2 separate regions of the Homo sapiens genome follow, and region 2 is linked to region 1. Evidence: read pairs that join two places in POLR2A ChIA-PET (ENCODE). Cell type or tissue: K562. All regions are shown on one strand. Each heading gives the region's core, and the rest is flanking DNA. Links, peaks and the distances in the headings are about the cores only.

Region 1 (10,365 bases), core at 3,289-7,288:
CAGAATGTGTTTTAAAGACAGTGTATTCAAGAGCAAAGTTCTGGCCAGATGCAGTGGCTAATGCCTGTAATCCCAGGACTTTGGGAGACTGAGAAGGGTGGATCACTTGAATCTGGGAGTTCAAGACCAGCCTGGGCAACATAGGAAAACTCCCATCTCTACATAAAATTTTTTTTTTCTTTCTTTTTTTTTTTTTGAGACGGAGTCTTGCTCTGTCACCCAGGCTGGAGTGCAGTGGTGCGATCTTGGCTCACTGCAAGCTCCGCCCCCCGGGTTCATGCCATTCTCCTGCCTCAGCCTCCTGAGTAGCTGGGACTACAGGCGCCCACCACCACGCCCGGCTAATTTTTTGTATTTTTAGTAGAGACGGGGTTTCACTGTGTTAGGATGGTCTCGATCTCCTGAGGTCGTGATCCGCCCGCCTCAGCCTCCCAAAGTGCTGGGATTACAGGCTTGAGCCACTGCACCCGGCCTCTACATAAAAATTTTAAAAATTAGCTGGGTGTGGTGGTGTGTGCATTTGTAGTCCCAACTACTCGGGAGGCTGAGGTGGGAGGATTGCTTGTGTCCAGGAGGTTGAGGCTGCAGCGAGCTGTGATTGCACCACTGTACCCCAGCTTAGGCGGCAGAGCAAAACCTTGTCTCGACAGAAAAAAAAAAATTAAACCAAGCTAATTAAGAAAGGAGGTGGTTATAAAATTGTTCGTCAGGAATTATCATTGATTTGCAGAAGGAACATTGGTTCGTGATTGGCTATACCTTGTTGAACTATAGGGTTTATGGTATTTTATGGCAGCTTGGTGTCAGTTAGTCTAGAGTCCACATAGCAAGTGGCTTCAAGAGGTAATTATTTTTCTCAAGAGGGAATGAGACGTGACCGTGGCTATGTTTTTAAACATCTTTCTGAGCCTGACAATTTATTTATTTATTTATTTTAAACGGAGTTTCGCTCTGACCCCCAGGCTGGAGTGCAGTGGCGCGATCTCGGCTCACTGCAAGCTCCGCCTCCCGGGTTCACGCCATTCTCCTGCTTCAGCCTCCCGAGTAGCTGGGACTACAGGCGCCCGCCACCACGCCTGGCTAATTTTTTTTGTATTTTTTAGTGGAGACGGGGTTTCACCTTGTTAGCCAGGATGGTCTCGATCCCCTGACCTCGTGATCCGCCCGTCTCGGCCTCCCAAAGTGCTGGGATTACAGGCGTGAGCCACCACGCCCAGCCGAGCCTGACAATTTAAAGAGACCCATATTCCTCAGATAAAAGATTTTTTTCCTTCTCAATTTTTTTTTTTTTTAGACGGAGTCTCATTCTGTCACGCAGGCTGGAGTGCAGTGGCCCGATCTCGGCTCACTGCAACCTCCACCTCCCGGGTTCATGCAATTCTCCTGCCTCAGCCTCCCGAATAGCTGGGATTACAGGCGCCCGCCACCATGCCCGGCTAATTTCTTTGTATTTTTAGTAGAGACGGGGTTTCACCATGTTGGCCAGGCTGGTCTCGAACTCCTGAGCTCGTGATCCGCCCGCCTCAGCCTCCCAAAGTGCCAGGATTACAGGCATGAGCCACTGCGCCCGGCCTCTTTCTCAATATTGAAACAGGGTCCTGCGTGTGTGCAACTGAAACCACTAGAGAGGAAGATGGGAATCTTAGAAGGGAAAGAGCCAGAGAGGGAAATCCCCACATTCTGTCTGCCCACACCTCCGCCCAAGCTCTGAACCCCACATAGGGAACTCAGACTCCACGCAGCTCAGTTAAAGACAGAAGATCTAAAGTGGCCAGGTGTGGTGTCTTGCGCCTATAATCCCAGCTACTCAGGAGGCTGAAGCCAGGAGTTCAAGACCAGTGTAGGCAACATAGTGAGGAACCACCCCCCAATCTCTAAAAATAAAATAAAATAAAATAAAAAAGATCTAAACTGAAAATTGGAGCTGCCAACTCAATAAGGGTGACTGTAGTATATATGTAACTGAGCTAACCGCCTGATAAAATTAAAAAACATCACTCTTTGGGGAAAAGTAACTGAAACCAGAGTCTCCAACATTTACAAGTGCCACCAAAGAGATGGTCCAGATATCGGAATTAACAAACAAGGATATGAAAGCATCAATGAAAATATTATCTCAAAGCTGGGCACAGTGGCTCACGCCTATAATCCCAGCACTTTGGGAGGCCCAGGCGGGCGGATCAGCTGAGATCAGGAGTTCAAGATCAGCCTGAACAATATGGTGAAACCCCGTCTCTACTAAAAATACAAAACTTAGCCGAGCGTGGTGGCATGTGCCTATAGTCCCAGCTACTCGGGAGCCTGAGGCGGGAGAATCGCTTGAACCCGGGAGGCAGAGGTTGTAGTAAGCTGAGATGGTACCACTGCACTCCAGCCTGGGCTATAGCGAGACTCCGTCTCAAAAAAAAAAAAAAAAAGAAAGAAAGAAAGAAAAGAAAATATTATCTCAGTAAATTAAAAGACAGGCAACCTCGGGCTGGGTGCAGTGGTTCATGCCTGTAATCCCAGCACTTTGGGAGGCCGAGGTGGGTGAATCACCTGAGGTCAGGAGTTCAGGATTACCTTGGCCAATATAGTGAAACCCCATCTCTACTAAAAATAAAACAAAATTTAAAAATTTAAAAAAAATGAAGCTGAAATAAAAACATTTTCAAATAAAAGAAAACTAAGAGAATTAGTGCTGCACTATAAGAAACATTAAGGCGGGGCACAGTGGCTCACACCTGTAATCCCAGCACTTTGGTAGGCCAAGGCAGGTGAATCACTTGAGGTCAGGAGTTCCAGACCAGCCTGACTAACATGGCAAAACCCTGTCTCTACTAAAAACACACAAAAAAATTAGCCAGGCATGGTGGCCCATGCCTGTAATCCCAGCTACTCGGGAGGCTGCAGAGGGAGAATCACTTGAACCCAGGAAGCAGAAGTTGCAGTGAGTCGAGATCACGCCACTGCACTCCAGCCTGAACTCTGTCTCAAAACAAACAAACAAACAAACAAACAAAAGATAGGCCAGGCACGGTGGCTCACGCCTGTAATTCCAGCATTTTGGGAGGCCGAAGCGGAACACCTGAGGTCAGGAGTTGGAGACCAGCCTGGCCAACATGGAGAAACCCTGTCTCTACTAAAAATACAAAAATTAGCTGGGTGTGGTGGCACATGCCTGTAATCCCAGCTACTCGGGAGGCTGAGGCAGGAAAATCGCTTGATCCCGGGAGGTGGAGTTTGCAGTGAGCTGAAACCTCGACACTGCACTCCAACCTGGGTGACAGAGTGAGACTCCATCTCAAAAAAAAAAAAAAAAAAAAAGATAGTATTTAGGTAAACATAAAGATTATTTTTAATTTTTTTCTATTTTTTCTTTCTAGTAAGATGAAGGTCTCACTATGTTGACCAGGCTGGTCTCAAACTCCTGGCCTCAAGCAACTCAAGCAATCATCCCACTTCAGCCTCCCAAAGTGCTGGGATTACAGGCATGTGCCACCACTCCTGTTTAATTTTTGTATTTCTAGTAGAGACGGGGTTTCACCATGTCGGCCAGAATGATGTCGAACTCCTGACCTCAACTGATCCGCCTGCCTCGGCCTCCCAAAATGCTGGGATTACAGGAGTGAGTCACTATGCCCAGCCGGTCCCAGCACTTAGGGAGGCTGAAGCAGGAGGATCACTTGAGACCAGGAGTTTGAGACCAGGCTGGACAATATAGCAAGACCTTGTCTCTATTAAAAAGAAAAAATTAGCTAGGCATGGTGACATGTGCCTGTAGTCCTAGCTACTTGGGAGGCTGAGGCAGAAGGATTGCTTGAGTCCAGGAGGTCAAGGCTGCAGTGAGCTATGACTGCAGCACTGCACTCCAGCCCTGGGCAACAGAGCAAGACCCTGTCTCAAAAAAATTAAAAAAAAAAATAGAAAAAGTAAAAAAGTATTAAACTATAATAAGAGAGGAATTATAAGGAAGTAAAGAGGGAAGTACCCAAGGAAGGGCAAACTCAGTAGGGTCCCCACCCCCAAGGCAGGGGTTCAGACTTCACTGCATGCCACTCACTGGGCAGTGTGAAGTTCACTGATTAGCCCAGGCCAGAGCTGTTTCACAGTTGCCAGGCAAGAAACAACCCTCCAGGCCAAAAGCAAGCTAAGGCTGGTAGGCAGGTGCTTAGAGCACATGGGGACACCACCTGCCCAGAGCACATAGCAACACCACCTGCCCAGAGCACATAGCACCCGCATTGGGAGGCCCCTAGGAAACAACCTTCCAGGTCGCAGGTGAGCCCCAGCTGTCAGACAGATGCATCAAAAGAGCTGGAATGCCCCATGTGCTTGGAGTGCATGGTGTCCACACAGGATATGGAGGATGGGAATCAACCCTCTGGGATGCAGAAGAACTCAGATTGGTGAGCAGACGCACAGAGGAAGTTGGGGCACAGCCTTGACCGCACGTTGTCCATGCCTGGAGGGCTTTGGGGAAAACCATCCATGGCATAGGTAAGCCAAGACTAGGGGGCAGGTGCACAGAGTTAGGGAGCTGCCCCAGGTGGAAGGCCTGGAGTAAGCGGCAACCATGACAAGGAGTCCACAGCAAGTTGGTCACGGGGCCTAGACCAGATCGGCAAAGTTGCCAAGGGAGTGCCGGCTTTGGGTGTGCAGCTGGAGTGGAACACCAGCAGATCTCCCAAGGCGTGCCCTGCTGATGGACGATGGAGCAAGGCCCCTAGCTGGAGTGCACTGGAACCAGAAGACAAGCCCTTTCCTTCCTGCAATGTCCTTCTAGCGTCCTCTGCTGACAAAGCCTAACATTGTACTCATTGTAGGGAGAAATGCTTCGAGTCTAGTTATCGCTTAACAGACACCGAAGGGTAGGTAAATAATGAAGCTGAGAGGCAAAAAATAGGTAACTGGCAGAAACCATTCTTCCAGCTACTCCACTACCATATGCACTCTTTACACAAATTTTGAACTCCCTTAGTAGCTACATTCCTACTAACAAGATATCTCCTCTCTAAAAGTGAAGTTCTCAGCCTTCCCCCAAATGATAAGACACACAGTCCAAACAGTCACTGTATCCATAGCTGGCTAGATTACTCCACAGATTTGTCGTGATCCCTATTACCTAAAAACTATTACCTAAAAACTATTACCTGTGTCTATTACCTAAAAACTAGATTGTAAAGTTGACCTCCAACAATTTGCACATAAAATAACAAAGGGAGGCAAAAGACATGGTCAGTACATACAAATAAACACATGCATGTAAGAAGCAAAGAAGAATATGCATCGCTGCTACAGTCCTCGTTTTTGTAACTGATCATTTTTGTAACTAATCACGGTCATAGTTGACATCCATGGTTTCCTTAGAAAAATCCGAAGGCTGCACACTGGAACCCGGGAGAGCCTCTTTGTTTCTGCAATAGCCCTCTAGTGCCCTCTGCTGACAAAGCTTAACACTGTACTCACTGTACGGGATAAATGCTTAGCGTCGATCCGGTTATCATGGAACAGAACAGGTACTGAGAGTGAATCTGGAGCTGAGGCAGTGTTGATAACTGCCATACTAGGAAACCACTAAATATTCAGAAATTAAATAAGGCTGGGCACGGTGGTTCACGCCTATACCATGTCACTCGAGCTCAGGAATTCCAGACCAGCTTGGGCAACATGGCAAAACCCCACCTCTACTAAAAATACAAAAATTAGCCAGGCGTGGTGGCACGCACCTGTAGCCCCAGTTACTCGGGAGGCTGATGCATGAGAATAGCTTGAGCCTGCAAGGCACAGGTGGCAGTGAGCTGAGATCGCACCATTGCACCGCAGCGTGGGCAACAGAGAGTCTGTCTTAAAATAAATAAAATAAAATAAAATAAAATAAAATAAAATAAAATAAAATAAAATAAAATAATAAATAAAATAAAATACACTTATAAATAGCCCATGGGTCAAAGAAGAAATCATAAGGGAAATTAGAAAACACTTTGAACCCAGCTGGGCGCAGTGGCTCATGCCTGTAGTCCCAGCACTTTGGGAGGCTGAGGCGGGTAGATCACTTGAGGTTAGGAGTTCAAGATCAGCCTGGGGGCAACATGGTGAAACCTCATCTCCACTAAAAATACAAAAATTATCTGGGTGTGGTGGCACACACCTGCAATCTCAGCTACTTGGGAGGCTAAGACAGGAGAATTCCTTTGAACCCAGGAGGTGGAGGCTGCAGTGAGCTGAGATCGCACCACTGCACTCCAGCCTGGGCAACAGAGTCAGACTCTGTCTCAAAAAACAAAAACAAAAACAAAACAAAACAAAACAAAAAACCTAAAGAAAGTAAGAAGAAGGAAATTATAAAGAGCAGAAATTTGTAAAATAGAAAACAAATTTTATACGATGAAGAAAAAGAAAGTCGAAAGCTGTTTTTAAAAAAATTAATAAGGCTGGGCACGGTGGCTCACACCTGCAATCCTAGCACTTTGGGAGGCCGAGGCGAGTGGATCATGAGGTCAGGAGTTCGAGACCAGCCTGGCCAACATGGTGAAACCCCATCTCTACTAAAAATACAAAAATTAGCCGGGCGCAGTGGTGGGCGCCTGTAATCCTAGCTACTCGGGAGGCTGAAGCAGGAGAACTGCTTGAACCCAGGAGGCGGAGGCTGCAGTGAGCCGAGATCACACCACTGCACTCTAGCCTGGGTGACAGAGCAAGACTCTGTCTCAAAAAAATAAAATAATAATAATAATAATAATAAGAAACCAGGCATGGTGGCTGATGCTTGTAATCCTAGCACTTTGGGAGGTCGAGGCAGGTGGACTGCCTGAGCTCACCAGTTCGAGACCAGCCTGGGCAACATGACAAAACCCTGTCTCTACTAAAAATACAAAAAAAAAAAGCCGGGAGCAGTGGCTCACACCTGTAATCCCAGCACTTTGGGAGGCTGAGGCGGGCAGATCATGAGGTCAGGAGATCGAGACCATCCTGGCTAACACGGTGAAACCCCGTCTCTACTAAAAATGCAAAAAAAATTAGCTGGGCATGGTGGCGGGTGCCTGTAGTCGGCTACTCGGGAGGCTGAGGCAGGAGAAGGGCGTGAACCTGGGAGGCGGAGCTTGCAGCCAGCCGAGATCGCACCACTTCACTCCAGCCTGGGCGACAGAGCAAGACTCCGTCTCAAAAAAAAAAAAAAAAAAATTAGCCAGGTGTGGTGGTGCATGCCTGTAGTCCCAGCTACTTAGGAGGCTGAGGCACGAGAATTGCTTGAGCCTGGGAGGCAGAGGTTGCAGTGAGCCAAGATCGTGCCACTGCACTGCAGCCTGGGCGATAGAGTGAGACCCTGTCTCATAAAAAAAAATAAAAAACAAAAATAAAACGTTAATAAAATTGATAAACACCTATCAAAACTATTGAAGAAAAAAATATGAAAGAAAAGGGACATCACTGCAGTTCTTACATCCATTAAGTAATATTTAAGGATTGCCTGGTGACTTTTTTAATTTTTAAAAATTAATTAGTTATTATTATTCTTTAGACAGAGTCTCGCTCTGTTGCCAGGCTGGAGTGCAGTGGCATGATCTTGGCTCACTGCAACCTCCACCTCCTGGGTTCTAGCGATTCTCCTGCCTCAGCCTCCCAAATAGCTGGGACTACAGGCATGCACCACCACACCTGGCTAATTTTTTTGTATTTTTAGCACAAATGGGGTTTCACCATGTTGGCCAAGCTGTCTTGAACTCCTGACCTCAAGTGATCCGCCTGCCTTGGCCTCCCAAAGTGCTGGGATTACAGGTATGAGCCACTGCGCCCAGCCTGACTACTGACTTATAATACAGAAAAAAAAAGAATTGAGGAATGTTATGAAAACCTTCACACCAATACATCTGGAAATGTATACAAAATGATTTACCCAAACCTTATTCAAGGTTTATGCAAACACAAATTCACCCAAACCTTACTCGAGAAGTAGAATATCTGAATGTTCTTATATATAGTACAGGGATTTCATTATTTTAAACTCCCCCCCACCAAAAAAAAAATTTAGGTTTAGATGGCTTCATCAGTGTATTCTTTCAAATACTTGAAGAAGAAATATTACCTAGCTTACACTATCTCTTCCGGAGAATAGAAAAAGAAGAAATACCTTTCGCTTTATTGGATGAAGCCACCTTAACCTTAATACCCACCCTTGACAAGGTCCTTGACAAAGTTAAATTACAGACCAATCTCTCTCATGATACATATGTAAAACCTGAACAAAATTAGCAAATGAAATCCAGTGACATATAAAAAGGATAACATATCTGTGTCAGGGGTCTCCAAGATCACACCCAGTTTGGATGATTTGCTATAAGGACTTATGGGACCCAGCATACAGGTGTATTCATGCCTCTGATCTATTACAGTGAAATACAAAGCAAGGTCAACAAAGGGAAAAGATACATGAGGCACAGTCAAGGAGAAACTAGCAGCATGCTTCCAAGAGGTCTATCTCAGGGGGAATCACACAAGACGTTCATCATTCCTCCAGCAACAAATTCTGATAACATATGTGCAATGTTGTCTACTAGGAAAGCTCACTTGAGACTCAGGGTCCAAGTTTTATTTTTTTTATTTTTATTTTTTTAAACAGTTATGGTTCACTGCAGCCTCTTCCCTCTACCTCTTGGGCTCAAGCAATCTTCCTGCCTCAGCCTCCGAAGTAACTGGGACTACAGGTGTGCACCACCATGCCTGGCTAAATTTTTTTGTTTGGGTAGAGACAGGGTCTCACTGTGTTGTCCAGGCTGGTCTTGAACTCCTGAGCTCTATTGATCCTCCTGCCTCAGCTTCCCAAAGTGCTGGGATTACAGGCATGAGCCACTGGACCCAGCCCCCAAGGTTTTTACTGGGAGCTGATCATGAAGGCACCCTCTGCCTAACATGTTTCAAAACTCCAGACTCTGAGAAGGAGAACAGGTATTTAGCATAAGCCACATTGTTTGTACAGTTTAGGCACTGTGAGCCACTTTAAACTGGTGGGAACACTACCAAAAGCCAAGTTCCCTTACGCCAGGCAAGGGTCAACCTTGCAGTTGGGCCTCTCCAAAGACAGCAGCCTCAGGTCTGCTATGTTAAGTTTTTTCTGTACAGTCTCATAAGCAAATGGGTTTTTTATTTTTTCCAGGAAGACATGGTTGGTCATACCTCTGAAAATCAATGTAATTCATATTAGCAGAATAAAGGAGAAAAATCATATAGTCCTCTCAACGGATTAAGAGAACACACTTAATAAAATATATCATAAGCCTTTTAGCAAACTAGGATAATAAGGGACTTTCTTAATCTGATAAAGAGTATCTACAAAAAAAATCTATAGCCACCATATTAATGGTGAGATATTGAACGCTTCCCCTGAGGTTAGGAACAAGACAAGACTATCCATCATCACCACTTATAGTCAACATTACACTGCCAGTCCTGGCCAGTGCAATAAGGCAAGAAAAAGAAATTGAAGGTATAGAGATTGAGAAGGAAGTAAAAATGTCTTTATTTACTGATGATGTGATCATGTACATAACAAGCCTCCTAGAAATAATCAATTTAGCAAGGGCACTGGCTGTTGGGACAGTCTTGCATGGGTCCTAAGCATCCCTGCATGTTCTTACTATGTCAAACCAGAAAGTCTGTCTCCTGATACTGAGCACAGAAGCAATTAAGTAGACCAAAGTGACTATAGTGTGATGATAGTATAATTTCTCCCTCCCCAGTGGAAAGGGCCTGGCTTTATTTGCTGCTTGCTAAAAAGGGTACTGAGCCTTTGGCTCTGGGCTCCACCAAGCTGTGGCATAACTCCTTGAGTGCAGCACCATCTGGGGTCATTGTGTCACTCATAGGACTTGGGAGCAGGGGGCCCCCAGGTTGCCATGCTGATGTTCCTGCTGTTTGCCATAAGTAATTTGGCCTCACTGTCAGCTTTTGGCATCTATGAAGTTGTGGCATACTCTGACATAGATTAGCCAACTTTTTCTTAAAGGGTCAGATGGTATTTAAGGCTGTGGGCCATGTGGTCTCTGTTGCAACTACTTAACATTGCCATAATAGCATGAAAGCTGCAATATATAATAACATGTAAGTAAGTGACCATGATGACGTTCTCCAAAGAACTTTTATTTACAAAAACAAGCAGCTGGCCCACTTTCTTTGTTTTTCTTTTGAGACATAGTTTCACTCTTGTTGCCCAGGCTGGAGTGCAATGGCTTGGTCTCAGCTCACTGCAACCTCCGCCTCCCAGGTTCAAGCGATTCTTATGCCTCAGCCCCCCAAGTAGCTGGGATTAGAGGCATGTGCCATCATGCCCGGCTAATTTTGTATTTTTAGTAGAGATGGGGTTTCACCATGTTGGTCAGGCTGGTCTTG
Region 2 (4,000 bases), core at 1-4,000, 69 kb before region 1:
CCAAGCATCTGCCAGGGTCCACACAGGAGTGGAAAGGTGGTAAATGCAGCCCTAATAGAGCCCTACGAATAAGCTACATGAGGCTTCTATTTCTTATTCCCCAAAGTCCTGCTAATGATTACAATAGATGTCATTTTTGCATGAATGCCTGAAGGAGGCCAGCTTAAAAGTAGCTTACAGCTTACAAACCTACAGCTGGTGGGGAAAAGGCCTATTTCATTCTAATTGAGACTTACTTGGGTAATACAAACTGCATCCTGTGGGAAGATATGAATAGAGTAAGACCCTGTGACCACCAGTTTTTTGGCTTTTTTTTTTTTTTTTTTTTTTTTGGGACAGAGTCTCTCTCTGTTGCCCAGGCTGGAGTGCAGTGGTGCAATCTCAGCTCACCACAACCTACGCCTCCCAGGTTCAAGCCATTCTCCTGCCTCAGCCTCCCAAGTAGCTGCGATTACAGGCGCATGCCACCATGCCTGGTTAACTTTTGTTTTTTGAGTAGAGATGGGGTTTCACCATGTTGGCCAGGCTGATCTTGAACTCCTGACCTCATGATCCACCTGCCTTGGCCTCCCAAAGTGCTGGGATTACAGGCGTGAGCCACCATGTTGACTGTGACCACCAGTCTTAGCAGTTTTTCTCAACCCCCAAATCAGACCTCTAAAATATCTAAGTTCTTTACTGTGTATGAGCCATTTAAATTATTTAAAGTTCCTTAGTAAAGATTACAAAATTGTATAGAAATATATTGTATAAATTTATCACTGAAATAAAACAGGAAGTAGGTTGGTGACACTGTTATCTATTCATTCATCTTACCTAGCACAATTGAGTTTATATATAAGGATGAAAGCTCTTTAATAATAAATAGGTGAGCTGGTGCCAGTCTTCAGGCCAATAGTTAGATAACACTGACAAAGCAATGACTCAGTATCTGGGCACGTCCCACACTTGGTCTGCAAACTGACAGAACTTTCCCTCCGGTTTTACCAATCTACCACTGCCAGGTGGCTAAAAGGAAAACCAGGTGGATAAAAAGACAGAGACAGTTCATTAATCCTTAGGCACTCCAGTGCCCTACCCACCAAAGGCAAGACAGACTCTGGCCACAGAGTGAAGAACAGCTCAGAAGGTAAGGAGAGAGTGCTAAAAGCTGAAGGATGTCAGGGTCACTCCAAACTTCAAAAAATTGCTGAGGGGTGGAAGGGTGTCAGAAATGAGGCTCTCGTGGATAACAATATGCCAGAAGGCTATCTGCCCCCGTATTGCAGATAGATTGAAAGTAAGGATCAGAATAGGGTAAGCTTCGGTTATAATTAGTATGTGGAAAGGGCTGCCAAGAGTCATATTGGATGGTAGCATCATGATTTTTTCTTTTTTTGTGCATTTTGGCATTTTCTAATTTTATAAATAAGGATGTATCACTAGTTTAACAAAGGGAAAAAATTTGAGTGTCTCGGAAGATATAATTAGTGCTAAAATAGGATCCGAAACTATATTTTTATGTTTATATATATAATGACCCGAGTCTATAAAAGAAAATGTAAATAAATACACAGACATTTGCAGAAGAAAAATAAAGCTAAAAGGAGCAACTCTAAGGTTAAGAGTTGTGATCTCTGAGTAGTGGATTATCTGTAATTTTTTCCCTAGAATTTTTACATTATTTTTGGAGCCATAAAAATTGGTTGTTTTAAAATCCAGTGGTGCTCTGTACTGCATCTAGGTCAATTCAAGTATATGGTAACACCTGCCCCTTTCTCAGTTATCACCTGGATAAGCTGCTGATGAGCCACGTTGCCACAGAAGAAAGTCTGCTGATCATCCACGAAACCCATCAGTTCGGTTTCTTCTACCTCCTCTCCATTTAACATGAGAACTCTGCAGCAGAATGGAGGGCCTGGGTCAGCCTGGGACCAGCTTCCCCACCTCACAACCTTCTCACCAGCACCTACAGCTGGCACTAGACCCATCCTTACCTTGTCTGGCCCACAAAAGAGAGCACCAAAGTGTCATCAGTCTCACGATTAGGGTCAGACCGCAGTGGCCATAATCCTGGAACAAGGACCAAGGATTCAGATGCATAGGACAGACCAACACTTAGCATGCATATCTACGGACAGGGCAGGCCAGGGGCAGTGGCTCATGCCTATAATCTCAACACTTGGGAAGGCAGAGGCAGGAGGACTGCTTGGAACCAGGAGTTCTAGACCAGCCTGGGCAAAATGGAGAGACCTTGTCCCTGCTAAAAATACAAAAGAACTTGCTAGGTGTGGTGGCACAAAACTATAGTCCCAGCTACATGGGAGGCTGAGGTGGGGGGATTGCTTAAGATTAGGAGAAAGAGGCTGCAGCTATGATCATGTCATTGCACTCCAGCCTGGGTGACACAGCAAGATCCTGTCTCAAAAAAAAAAAAAAAAAAAAAGGATAGATATATATATATATATATATATATATATATATATATATATATATATATATATAGACATGGCAGCCTGACACCACTGGAAGGGCTGGAACATGGAGTCCTGAGCTGGAACCCCCTCTCTGCTCCTTCTTGGTTTTAAGGCTCTAAAAAGTTAAATAGTTTTGTTTTGTTTGTTTGCTTGTTTTTTTTGAGACGGAGTCTCGCTCTGTCACCAGGCTGGAGTGCAGTGGCCCGATCTCAGCTCACTGCAAGCTCCACCTCCCGGGTTCACACCATTCTCCTGCCTCAGCCTCCCGAGTAGCTGGGAAGGCAGGTGCCCGCCACCACACCTGGCTAATTTTTTGTATTTTTAGTAGAGACAGGGTTTCACCATGTTAGCCAGGATGGTCTCGATCTCCTGACCTCGTGATCCGCCACCTTGGCCTCCCAAAGTGCTGGGATTACAGGCGTGAGCCACCACGCCGGGCCAAAAGTTAGATAATTTTAAAGCTGTTTTGAGCCTATTTTAAATTTGGGATTGGATATACATTTCCATGACCCAAAGTCTAAATTTATTTATTTATTTATTTACTTATTTATTTGAGACGGAGTCTTGCTCTGTCACCCAGACTGGGGTGCAATGGCACGATCTCGGCTCACTACAACCTCCGCCTCCCGGGTTCAAGCGATTCTCCTGCCTCAGCCTCCTGAGTAGCTGGGACTACAGGTGCGTGTCACCACGCCTGGCTAATTTTTTCTATTTTTAGTAGAGACAGGATTTCACCGTGTTAGCCAGGATGGTCTCGATCTCCTGACCTCATGATCTGCCCACTCGGTCTCCCAAAGTACTGGGATTACAGGTGTGAGCCACTGTACCCAGCCTAAATTTATTTTTTAAAAGTACACAGAAAAGTCTCATTCCCATACCTCCCTCCAACCCATCCCCCAAACAAGTAATCAATAAAGGCATCTTGTTTAGCCTTCTGGTAAAGAGATGGGGTGTGGGAGGATCTTGCTATGTTGCTCCAGTCTGGCCTCGATCTCCTGGGCTCAAGTGATCCTCCCACCTCAGCCTCCTGAACAGTAAGGACTACAGGCCCACTATGCAACACTAAGCTTAATTTTTTTTACTTTAAGGAAATAGAGTATTACAAACAAATGCAAATATAAAATAGTCTATCATGCACTATTTGGCACCTTGTTCTTTCATTGAACAATATATGCTTGAAGCCCTTATCAGAACACAGTATTTAATTGTGTAAATCATTTATCTATAATTATTAAATTATGCAGATTAACAAATCCCTTCTCATTATATTTATTCAGTATTTTGCTATAACATACAATGCCACAAGAAATAAGCTTGTATTTTTATGTCACTTTATACATATAAAGGTCAGGTAGAGGCTCAGAACTGGGACTACTAAGTAAATCGCTAACTGCTGTCTTTGATATTGCCCAATTCCCTTCTATAGAGGATGCACAAGCATGTTTATTTTCTCACAGCCCGACCAACATAATGTGTGGTCAAACTTCTGGATTTTGGTCATCTAGTAGAGTACTGCTGTTTGGTGTTAATGTGCATTTCTCAGG

What was found. Peaks named below come from ENCODE experiments on the same cell type or tissue, not always from the same donor. Only the 100,000 strongest peaks of a DNase experiment are listed, where the experiment ranks them.
Region 2: POLR2A ChIA-PET joins it to region 1 with 6 read pairs; 15 of 35 experiments call an interaction of 5 or more read pairs at or near these places.

Annotation. Positions count from the first base shown.
Region 1 is chr11:61,380,335-61,390,699 of GRCh38, forward strand. No RefSeq gene overlaps it. Among named protein-coding and RNA genes, the nearest start is that of TMEM216, 7.1 kb to the right of the region's middle. RefSeq lists a silencer at 5,330-5,489. In K562, for the core only: CTCF peaks have their summits at 4,776 (motif pointing left) and 5,420 (motif pointing left); DNase peaks (open chromatin) are centred at 4,737 and 5,427.
Region 2 is chr11:61,314,516-61,318,515 of GRCh38, forward strand. It overlaps DDB1 (damage specific DNA binding protein 1), which reads right to left. Exons shown (of 27, transcript NM_001923.5): 11 at 1,977-2,052; 12 at 1,770-1,878. Among named protein-coding and RNA genes, the nearest start is that of DDB1, 17 kb to the right of the region's middle. In K562, for the core only: no CTCF peak of the experiment used is centred there; no DNase peak of the experiment used is centred there.